2 separate regions of the Homo sapiens genome follow, and region 2 is linked to region 1. A link is an interaction called in ENCODE POLR2A ChIA-PET data of the cell type or tissue named here. Cell type or tissue: HepG2. All regions are shown on one strand. Links, peaks and the distances in the headings refer to the core of each region. The heading gives the core; the rest is flanking DNA.

What was found. ChIA-PET counts read pairs that join two places held together with the same protein. Peaks named below come from ENCODE experiments on the same cell type or tissue, not always from the same donor. Only the 100,000 strongest peaks of a DNase experiment are listed, where the experiment ranks them.
Region 2: POLR2A ChIA-PET joins it to region 1 with 8 read pairs; 7 of 35 experiments call an interaction of 5 or more read pairs at or near these places.

Annotation. Positions count from the first base shown.
Region 1 is chr19:38,816,588-38,821,950 of GRCh38, reverse strand. It overlaps ECH1 (enoyl-CoA hydratase 1), which reads left to right. Exons shown (of 10, transcript NM_001398.3): 4 at 4,376-4,500; 5 at 4,587-4,635; 6 at 4,822-4,886. Among named protein-coding and RNA genes, the nearest start is that of LGALS4, 6.3 kb to the right of the region's middle. In HepG2, for the core only: no CTCF peak of the experiment used is centred there; a DNase peak (open chromatin) is centred at 2,550.
Region 2 is chr19:38,734,849-38,740,211 of GRCh38, reverse strand. It overlaps CAPN12 (calpain 12), which reads left to right. Exons shown (of 21, transcript NM_144691.4): 5 at 1-161; 6 at 1,564-1,638; 7 at 1,709-1,794; 8 at 1,865-1,939; 9 at 2,574-2,737; 10 at 2,824-3,056; 11 at 3,649-3,660; 12 at 3,894-4,102; 13 at 4,668-4,710; 14 at 4,783-4,842; 15 at 5,342-5,363. LOC124904711 (a long non-coding RNA gene) reads right to left here and starts at 3,985. Exons shown (of 2, transcript XR_007067251.1): 1 at 3,030-3,985; 2 at 358-2,868. RefSeq lists an enhancer at 2,529-2,588 and silencers at 3,009-3,058, 3,806-3,955. In HepG2, for the core only: no CTCF peak of the experiment used is centred there; no DNase peak of the experiment used is centred there; H3K4me3 peaks cover 825 bases.

The DNA of each region.
Region 1 (5,363 bases), core at 223-5,222:
CCAAATCCCCACTAGACTCAGGAGCTCAGCTGGCTTCACCCAGTGGATCCTGCACCAGGGCCGCAGGCGGAGCACTCCTCAGCCCTTGGGCAGTTGATGGGACCAGGCGCCGCCGAGCAGGGGGTGGCGCTCCTCGGGGAGGCTCGGGCTGTGCAGGAGCCCACGGCGGCGGGGGGAGGCTCGGGCATGGCAGGCTGCAGGTCCCAAGCCCTGCCCCACAGGGAGGCAGCTGAGGCCCGGCAAGTATTCGAGTGCAGCACCAGCGGGCCGGCACTGCTGGGGGACCCGGTGTACCCTCCGCAGCTGCTGGCCCAGGTGCTAAGCCCCTCACTGCTCAGGGCAGGTGGCGCCGGCCCACCACTCCGAGTGCGGGGTCGCCGAGCTCACACCCACCCGGAACTTGCGCTGGCCGGAGAGCACTGCGTGCAGCCTGGGTTCCCGCCCGCGCCTCTCCCTCCACACCTCCCTGCAAGCAGAGGGAGCCGGCTCCGATCTTGGCCAGCCCAGAGAGGGGCTCCCATAGTGCAGCAGCAGGCTGAAGGGCTCCTCAAGCATGGCCAGAGTGGGCTCTGAGGCCAGCGAGCAAGGGCTGCCAGCATGCTGTCACCTCTCACTTCCTTCTCTCTCTCTTTCTTTCATTTTTGAGACAGGGTCTCCCTCTGTCACCCAGGCTGGAATGCAGTGGAGCAATCTCAGCTCACTGCAGCCTCCACCTCCTGAGCTCAACCCCTCCCACCTCAGCCCCTACCACCTCCCCTCATCCTCCCACTTCAGCCCCTCAAGTAGCTGGGACCACAGGTGTGCACCACCATGCACAGCAAGTTTTTTCACTTTTTGTAGAGGCAGGGCTTGCTATGTTGCCCAGGCTGGTCTCGAACCCCTGATCTAAAGCGATCCTCCTGCCTCAGCCTCCCAAAGTGCTGGGATCACAGGCATGAGCCACCGCACCCAGCCTCCTGCTTTCTTTCTGCATCTCCCTCTGTTCCTCCTCTTGTTCATTTGTTCATTCATTTGACAAACATTCAGTGACACAGTCCAGTGCCAGAGCCCCCTCCTGGGTGCTGCAGATGTGGAAACGGGAAGCAGCCCCGATTCCTGACCCCTTGCTCTCATAGAGATCATGTCTGAGAACAGAAAAATGGGGCTTTTTTGTGGCTGTGCCGGGCCCAGGTCCTTCATCTTTCAGCTCCCAGCTGAATGTGGCCGTCTTATCTTATTTTCAGCAGCAAGACCCCGAAGGCCAGAAGGAAGAAACGGCAGGTCATGCAGTGACCCAGTGATAGAGTAGAACTACTAATTAGAGAAAGAAAAAGGTGGCCACAATTATGTAGCACTCATGGTGTGTGACGCCCCTTTCTAAGCACGTTAAACATATTAATTCTAATCACAGTCCACAAGACAGGTTCTGCTATAAGCCCCATTTAAAGGTGAAACAGATCCAGAGAGCAAGAAACTTACCCAATAATCACAGCTTGTAAGTGGCAGAGCTGGGATTTTGGAACTCATGCTGCCTGGCTATAGAGTCCTTGCTCTTAGCTGCTAAATGTCTGTCATCTGAGTAGCTGGCATGCTGGTTAAAAGTAAGGGGGATTGCCGGGCGCCGTGGCTCACACCTGTAATCCCAGCACTTTGGGAGGCTGAGGCAGGCGGATCACGAGGTCAGGAAATGGAGACTATCCTGGCTAACACAGTGAAACCCCGTCTCTACTAAAAATGTAAAAAATTAGCCGGGCATGGTGGCAGGCGCCTGTAGTCCCAGCTACTAGGGAGGCTGAGGCAGGAGAATGGCGTGAACCCAGGAGGCGGAGCTTGCAGTGAGCCGAGATCGCGCCACTACACGCCAGCCTGGGCGATAGAGTGAGACTACATCTCAAAAAAAAAAAAAAAAAAAAAAAAAGTAAGGGGGACTTTGGCCTCAGGCTGTGATCTGGATCCTATTTCCACTTGTCTTTTCACCTCTCTGTCCTGCCATTTTCTTTTCTTTTTATTTTTTATTTTTGAGCCAGGGTCTTGCTCTGTCGCCCAGGCTGGAGTGCAGTGGCGCGATCATAGCTGACCGCAGCCTGCAACTCCTGGGCTCAAACGATCCGCCCACCTCAGCCTCCGAAAGTGCTGGGATTACAGGTGACCATGCCCAGCCTCATGTGCAGCTAATTTTTTCATTGTTTGTAGAGAAGAGGTCTTGCAATGTTGCCCAGGCTGTTCTCAAAATCTTAGCCTCAAGCCATCCTCCTGCCTCTGCCTTCCAAAGTGCTGGGATTGCAGGTGTGAGCCACTACGCCCAGCCCCAAAATATACTTTTTTATTCATTTGTTTGCCTCCCCATGAGGACAGGGACTGTTGTCTGTATTGATCATTTATTGAGCAGCTCGTGTGCGCCAGGCCCTGTGCTAGGCCCAGGGGATGCAGCAGTGGACAGAAAGACAAAAACTCCTGTGTTCTCAGAGCTCACATTCTAGAAAGGGAGTCAGACCCTCAAGCAGATAAGGACCTAATTATAGGATAGCAGCTGTGCAGCCCGGAGGTAAGGCGGGGTCAGGATGCGGGGGATGGGGCCATCGTTGAGCCAGGTTGGCCAGGGAGGGCCTCTCTAGGAGGTGACCTTTGAGCTATAGCTGAAGGAAGTGAAGGAGTCAGTCTGTGGCTGTTGAAGAGGGAGGGATGGTTGTCAGCCCAAAGGTCCTTGGCTCCCTCCCTCTCCTCTGGGTCTTTACTCAAGGTCACCTTCTCAATGAGAAGATTCTGTACCACTGCACAGCCCTCAGGCAGTGATCTGGATCCTATTTCCACTTGTCTTTTCACCTCTCTGTCCTGCCATTTTCTTTTCTTTTTATTTTTTATTTTTGAGCCAGGGTCTTGCTCTGTCGCCCAGGCTGGAGTGCAGTGGTGCGATCATAGCTGACCGCAGCCTCCAACTCCTGGGCTCAAATGCACGTGCCCGCACACACACACACACACACACACACACACACAGAGTTGGAGACCAGTGTGCCCAAAGTAACAGGTTGGGAACAGTGCACACACACACACACACACACACACACACACAGAGTTGGAGGCCAGTGTGCCCAAAGTAACAGGTTGGGAACAGTGTTCATGCAGGGTAGTCATGACAAGGACGTTCCATTTTGTTCTAAGAGCCACAGGTGGGAAAAAGAGGGTCTGGGCCGGGCACGGTGGCTCACGCCTGTAATCCCAGCACTTTGGGAGGCCGAGGTGGGTGGATCACAAGGTCAGGAGTTTGAGACTAGCCTGGCCAACATGGCAAAACCCCGTCTCTACTAAAAATACAAAAATTAGCCGGGCATGGTGGTGGGCGCCTGTAATCCCAGCTACTTGGGAGGCTGAGGTAGGAGAATCACTTGAACCGGGAGGCGGAGGTTGCATTGAGCCGAGATCCTGCCACTGCACTCCAGCCTGGGCGACAAGAGCGAGACTCTGTCTGAAATAAAAAAAATAAAATAAAAAAAAAGAGGATCTGACCCAAGAAGGTGTCCACTGGCTTCCCCTGGCTGCCTGTAGGGAATAGACTGGGGACACAGGTGGAAACAGGGAGAGCAGGGTGGGCTCATGGAGAACAACTGATGCAGGAAAGGTCAGATTCAGGATCATCTTGAAGTTGGAGCCACAGAAATTGCTGCATCGTGAGATGTTTCTCATCTCAGGAAACATCACCACCATTGACTGCATTGCTCACGCTGCAGACCTTGAGTCCCAGGCTGTCTGGCATCTTGGGGAAAAGCATGGCCTCTGGAGCCAGCTGCATGGTTCCAGATTTTAAAATCCTACTTCTGATGCGGCATGGTGGCTCACACGTGTAATCCCAGTGCTTTGGGATGCCAAGGTGGGAGGATCGCTTGAGCCCAGGAGTTCAAGAGCAGCCTCGGCACAGTCCCAGCCACTCAGGAGGCTGAGGTGGGAGGATTGCTTGAACCTGGGAGTTCGAGGCTGCAGTGAGCCATGATCGTGCCACTGCACTCTAGCTGGTATAACAGAGTGAGACCCTGTCTCTAAAAACATTAATGAGTTAATTTAAATAGTTCATTACTCACTACTCACCAGCCAGTGTGACCCCCTTGGGCAAGTGCTTAACCTCTCTGTGCCTTAGTTTACCCATTGGTAACACAAATAGTAATAGGACCTAGCTGGTACGGTTGCTGTGAGGATTCTGTGAGTAATGACTCCACAAATATTAGCTTTTATTTCCTTCCCACCCAACATGCAATCAATCCCTCACCAAGTCCTGTGTGAGTTGTTTTTTTTCCGCCTTGGTGGTTTGGGGGTTCGAACCTGCTGTGCCTGGGTTCTGATCCCTGGTTGAGTCAATGGGTGGGGCCTGGGAGCCTGGATGAGCTCCATCATGCCTTCTCACCAGGTATTGACCTGATGGACATGGCTTCGGACATCCTGCAGCCCAAAGGAGATGATGTGGCCCGGATCAGCTGGTACCTCCGTGACATCATCACTCGATACCAGGAGACCTTCAACGTCATCGAGAGGGTGACTCTAGGGGTCTGGAGGGGATCTTTCTCCATACGCGCCTCCCCTGGGCCAGCCCTGACCCCACTCTTCCTGTTCCCTCTCAGTGCCCCAAGCCCGTGATTGCTGCCGTCCATGGGGGCTGCATTGGCGGAGGTGAGTCTGCGGCTATCCTCCTGCTCGGGTGCTCCCCAGGTGGGGCTGCTGCTCCGATGCCGCGGCCACTGGCATCCAGCCTCAGCTCTGTCATGGGCCAGACTGTGTCCCAAGAGGCAGCCCCACCTCCCGGGAGCCAGGGTTGGTTCTGGTGGTCATTCAGCATCCCTGGCCTCTACCTCCTAGGTGTGGACCTTGTCACCGCCTGTGACATCCGGTACTGTGCCCAGGATGCTTTCTTCCAGGTGAAGGTGAGTCATCCTCCCGAGCTCCTGCTTAGAGCTGGGCAGTGGGGTGAGGTTGGGGGGCCTGGAGTGAGCCTCGAGGGCTTCATGGAAGAGTCGGAGTTGAACCCGACAAAGTAAGACTTGCCCATAGAGGAAGTCAAGAGGTGAAGTTGTGAGTGGGTAAGGTATGAGGTGGGGTTGAGGCTGGCAGGTGTCAGAGGCAGAGATTGCTCCTGGGGCCATACTGGTGAGGGTGGGAGGCAGGATGGAGCCGGGGGATGCAGTAAAGGGGTCTCAGGTAGGGTGAGGAGGGTTCCTCTCTCACAGATGGAGCTGCCCTGAGGGAATGGGAGGGTGCATGAGTGGGAAGGTGGGCTCTATTCTAGGTTGAAGGAACTTGCCTGAGTCAAGAAGCTGCCTGGGCAATGGAATGGGACTTTGGAGGAAGTCACTGGGGTGAAGGTGGGGCGGGACTCTCCAGTAGACATGAAATTTCATGGA
Region 2 (5,363 bases), core at 265-5,264, 82 kb after region 1:
GCTCCTATGAGGTGATGCGGGGCGGCCACATGAATGAGGCTTTTGTGGATTTCACAGGCGGCGTGGGCGAGGTGCTCTATCTGAGACAAAACAGCATGGGGCTGTTCTCTGCCCTGCGCCATGCCCTGGCCAAGGAGTCCCTCGTGGGCGCCACTGCCCTGGTAAGAGACCTGGACTCGCATGCGGAACCCCCACCAGGACCAGAGCACAGTCAGGGGTGTGGTGGGGTGGGCGGAGTGCTTCCTCTGTTCTCTGCTTCCGTTACTGGCTTAGGCTCGCTCATAAATCTAACTAGTCAAAAATAAATTCATTTGCTCTCATGAATCAGGGGCTTCAGGCACAGCTGGATCCAGATGCTGAGGGTGTTGCAACTATGTTTATTTCTCATTCTGTGTTAGTGTCACTCTCAGCCAGGCTCTCCCCTCATGGGCATAAAAGGATCCCCCATAGCTGCAGGTATCTCCTACCACCCTAGGGTTTATTTAAAAAAAAAAAAAAAAAGTGCCTCTTTCTGAGAATTTCAGTAAAAGTCCCAGGATTGATTCTCGTGGGCTTAGCTTGGGTCATGTGTTCATCTGTGACCCCATGACACACTCATTCATTCACTGAGTTGGTCTAACTCCTTCACTCATTCATTTACTTAAATCCTCTGAGTTACTGCTTCTCTTTTTCTTTTGTGTCTGTTTCTCTCTTCTGTATCTTTCTTTGTCTCTGTCTCTGTCTCTCTACTCTTTCCATCTTTTTTTTTTTTTTTTTTTTTTTTGAGACGGAATCTTGCTCTGTCACCCAGGCTGGAGTGCAGTGGCACGACCTTGGCTCACTGTAACCTCTGTCACCCAAGTTCAAGCAATTCTCCTGCTTTGCCTCCCGAGTAGCTGGGACTACAGGCGCCCGCCACCATGCCCAGCTAGTTTTTTGTATTTTTAGTAGAGATGGGGTTTCACTGTGTTAGCCAGGATGGTCTCAATCTCCTGACCTTGTGATCTGCCCGCCTCGGCCTCCCAAAGTGCTGGGATTACAGGTGTGAGCCACCACAACAGGCCTCTTTCCATCTATTTTGTTTGTTTTTGTTTTTGGAGGCAGGGTCTCATCTCACTCTGTCACCCAGGCCAGAGTGCAGTAGTGTCATCATAGCTCACTATAGCCTTGACCTCTGGGCTCAAGGGATCCTCCTGCCTCAGCCTCCAGAGTAGCTGGGACCACTGGTGTGCACCACCACGCCTGTTGAATTTTTAAAATTTTTGTAGACTTGGGGTCTTGCTATGTTGCCCAGGCTGGTCTTGGACTCCTGGCCTCAAGTAGTCCTTCCACCTCGACCTCCCTAAGTGCTGGGATTACAGGCGTGAGCCCGTACCTCCATCTCCTTTTGTCTCGTTTCCATCTCCCTTCCTCTCCTTTTCTCTTTCGCCTTCAGTCACTAACCCTGACATGGTCTCTGAGCTGCGTGCCATTCAGTTCAGTGCTCTGGTTGGCTCCTGCCTTGGTGGCAGGAGGTTGGGGGCAGGGAGGAGCAGCTGCCCTCCTGTCCCCTACCTTGGCCTCACCATCCCATCCCCTGCCCAGAGTGATCGGGGTGAGTACCGCACAGAAGAGGGCCTGGTAAAGGGACACGCGTATTCCATCACGGGCACACACAAGGTAAGTGTCCCCCATGGGTGGGGTGGCAGGCCATGTCCAGGCATCACCCCCACTGACGATGCTGCCCCAGGTGTTCCTGGGCTTCACCAAGGTGCGGCTGCTGCGGCTGCGGAACCCATGGGGCTGCGTGGAGTGGACGGGGGCCTGGAGCGACAGGTGGGATGGGTCTGGGGTGGGTGTGGGGCTGGACCCCACCTGCCCGCCCCTCACACCACAGTCTCTCCAGCTGCCCACGCTGGGACACACTCCCCACCGAGTGCCGCGATGCCCTGCTGGTGAAAAAGGAGGATGGCGAGTTCTGGTCAGTTCGTCAGGGTCCCAGCTCTGCCTCTGGGAGGGTCTCTGCCAAGGGGTTCAGGGAGGGCGAGCCCCAGTTGAAGGATGGGTCCTAATAGGGAGAAACTGTGTACATCGGTGGTAATTTTGGGGCCAGGTTCTATTTTGGGAAATCAAGGAAGAATTGGTAGTAATATTAGAGAACCTCTGATTGGAGTGGGTTTAAAAAAGTAGTAATATGAGGGGAATTTGAAGGCCTAGTTATCTGTGGAGGATTGAAAGGGATGGGCAGTATTTAGGGCAATGGAGGAAGGCTTGGTGATATTTGGGGCATTTCTTGAGATTTGGCAATGTTGAGGGGCTGAAGGGTACTTGTTGGTAATTTAGAGTCTGAGGGTCTTGCTATTTGGGGGTTGGTGGCAATTTAACGATATTTGGGGGCAGCTTGTGAATCTTGGCGATTTGTGGGGCATGTCTGAGGACTTGGAGGAATTTGGCAGAGCTAGAGGCCCAGGCATTTGGGGTTCATTTCTGGAGCCTGAAGGGTATTTGACAATATTTAAGAAATGTGAGGGGCTTTGGGATCTGGGAGTCATTTCCGGGATCTTGGGACCCCCTCGAGGTGGGGCCGGGCAGGGTCTGACTGGGCCACCGTGCAGGATGGAGCTGCGGGACTTCCTCCTCCATTTCGACACCGTGCAGATCTGCTCGCTGAGCCCGGAGGTGCTGGGCCCCAGCCCGGAGGGGGGCGGCTGGCACGTCCACACCTTCCAAGGCCGCTGGGTGCGTGGCTTCAACTCCGGCGGGAGCCAGCCTAATGCTGGTGAGGCCTGAGGGGCCCTGAGAGGCTTCCTGGGGTGGGGGGCGCTGTGGCCGGCTAGGAAACCCCCTTTTTTCCTCCTCCCTTAGAAACCTTCTGGACCAATCCTCAGTTCCGTTTAACGCTGCTGGAGCCTGATGAGGAGGATGACGAGGATGAGGAAGGGCCCTGGGGGGGCTGGGGGGCTGCAGGGGCACGGGGCCCAGCGCGGGGGGGCCGCACGCCCAAGTGCACGGTCCTTCTGTCCCTCATCCAGCGCAACCGGCGGCGCCTGAGAGCCAAGGGCCTCACTTACCTCACCGTTGGCTTCCACGTGTTCCAGGTGAGGTCCTGGGCAAAGCTGAGGCTGGAGGGAACCCGGAGGGTGGAGGGGCGGGGCCGGGCCAAGGAGCGGGGGAGGCATGGAGGGGCGGGGCCAGTGGGAAGAGGGGAGGTGTGGAGGGCGGGGCCAAGGGGGAAGAGGGGGAGTGGTGGAGGGGTGGGACTGAAGAGGATCGGGGAGGAGGGGAGGAGTGGAGGAGCAGGGCCAAGAGGGGGCGGCGCTGGGAGGGGAGTAGGGGGCTAGTAGGGCTGGGGGGCCAGGTCTCAGAGGGGAGAGGGAGCTAAGGGAATGAGAGGGAGGGGCTCAGGGACAGACAGAGGGACGAGGTTAGGGACAGAGAGAGGCTGGGGGTTAGAAGGGCCAGAGGGGACCAAGGATACAGAGAAGGCGCTGGGAGCGCAGATGGGGAAGGAAGAGTTGGGGAGGGGTCGGCGAGGGCCTGGGTCGGGGACTGCGGGGCAAAGGTTCAATAAGGGTCTAATAGGACGAAGAAGGAGGGAGAGAGCACAGAGGTGAGAAGGGGCAGGGAGGAGACCCTGAGCGGCGGCCACCTCTCCCCTGCCCCGACGCCCCTTGCTCTTGCTTCTTTCAGATTCCAGAGGAGGTGAGTCTGGGATGGGGTCAACCGGCCCTGGGGCTTGGTCAACCTGCCCTGGGGCTTGGTCAACCTGCCCTGGGGCTTGGTCAAACTGCCCTGGGGGTGGGGGGGCAGAGCCGGGTCCGGGGGCAGGGGAGGCGTGGACAGGGGTTAGGCAGGGTGGACGGGGCGCGCTGGAGGGTGCGGGGATGAAGGGCCGGGGGTGAGCCTGGTCCGTGGTCATGCCGCCCCGTCCCCAGCTGCTGGGCCTCTGGGATTCCCCGCGCAGCCATGCGCTCCTGCCCCGGCTGCTGCGCGCCGACCGCTCGCCCCTCAGCGCCCGCCGCGACGTGACCCGCCGCTGCTGCCTGCGTCCAGGCCACTACCTGGTGGTGCCGAGCACCGCCCACGCCGGCGACGAGGCTGACTTCACTCTGCGTGTCTTCTCCGAGCGCCGCCACACGGCCGTGTGAGCCCCGGGCACCCAAATCCGACCCCATCCCTGCCTAGACAGGCCCCGAGACCCCCGAGACCCCCGAGACCCCCGAGACCCCCGAGACCCCCGAGACCTGACCTGCCCCGCCCCCAGAACCCCTGCCCCGCCCCGCCCCGCCCCCAGAACCCCCGCCCCGCCCCGCCCCCAGAACCCCCGCCCCGCCCCGCCCCGCCCCCAGAACCCCCGCCCCGCCCCGCCCCGCCCCGCCCCGCCCGCAGAACCACCGCCCCGCCCCGCCCCGCCCCCAGAACCCCCGCCCCGCCCCCAGAACCCCCGCCCCGCCCCGCCCCCAGAACCCCCGCCCCGCCCCGCCCCCAGAACCCCCGCCCCGCCCCCAGAACCCCCGCCCCGCCCCCAGAACCCCCGCCCCGCCCCCAGAACCCCCGCCCCGCCCCCAGAACCCCCGCCCCGCGAGGATGAGCCCAGGGCTCCACGGTCCCTACCTAGACCCCACGCGATTCCTCACCTGAGACCCCGTCCCACACAGCCCCAGCTGGGGCAAACAGCCCCCTCCCCACTTCCCATCTGTAATTTGCAGGGAGATCGACGACGTGATCAGCGCAGACCTGCAGTCTCTCCAGGTGGGGACTGTTCCTGGAGGGGCGGCATGGGGCGGGGATCTTGGCCAGCGCTAAACTTCCGCCATGCGGCAGGGCCCCTACCTGCCCCTGGAGCTGGGGTTGGAGCAGCTGTTTCAGGAGCTGGCTGGAGAGGTGAGGAGGGGGATTGGACTGAGGGGGTATCCCGCTGCGGCCTCCCCTTGGGGACCCCCCTTCCCCCACCCCAGCATCTCAGGTGTCTCATTTTGCTTGCTTTTTCCTCCCTCCGGGCTTAAATCTCCTGACCTTTTCTTGAAATGCTCACAGCTCCTCCCTGCCTCAGGGCCTTGGGCTCAGTCCATACCCTCTCCCAGGACCACCCTCTCCCTCCTGACACCTCCAGCCAGGCTCAGGTCTCATCTAAGGTGCCCAGCCCTGGAAGCTCTCCCTGACCACCCCCCTGCCCCAGGCCGGTCTGCTGGCCCCCCACCAGCAACCACAGCCCAGTGCTTCCCCCGTCACAGCCCTGGCCCTGTGGGGACAGGTCTGTCTCCCCCACTCCTGGAGCTAGGGCTCTGAGGCTCTGTCAGCCCCTGCCGTGTCCCTAGCACAGGGCTTGGCCCAGAGCAGCTGGATGAGTAAATGGCCTCACAAGCCCTCTTTCCTGGACTAGGAGGAAGAACTCAATGCCTCTC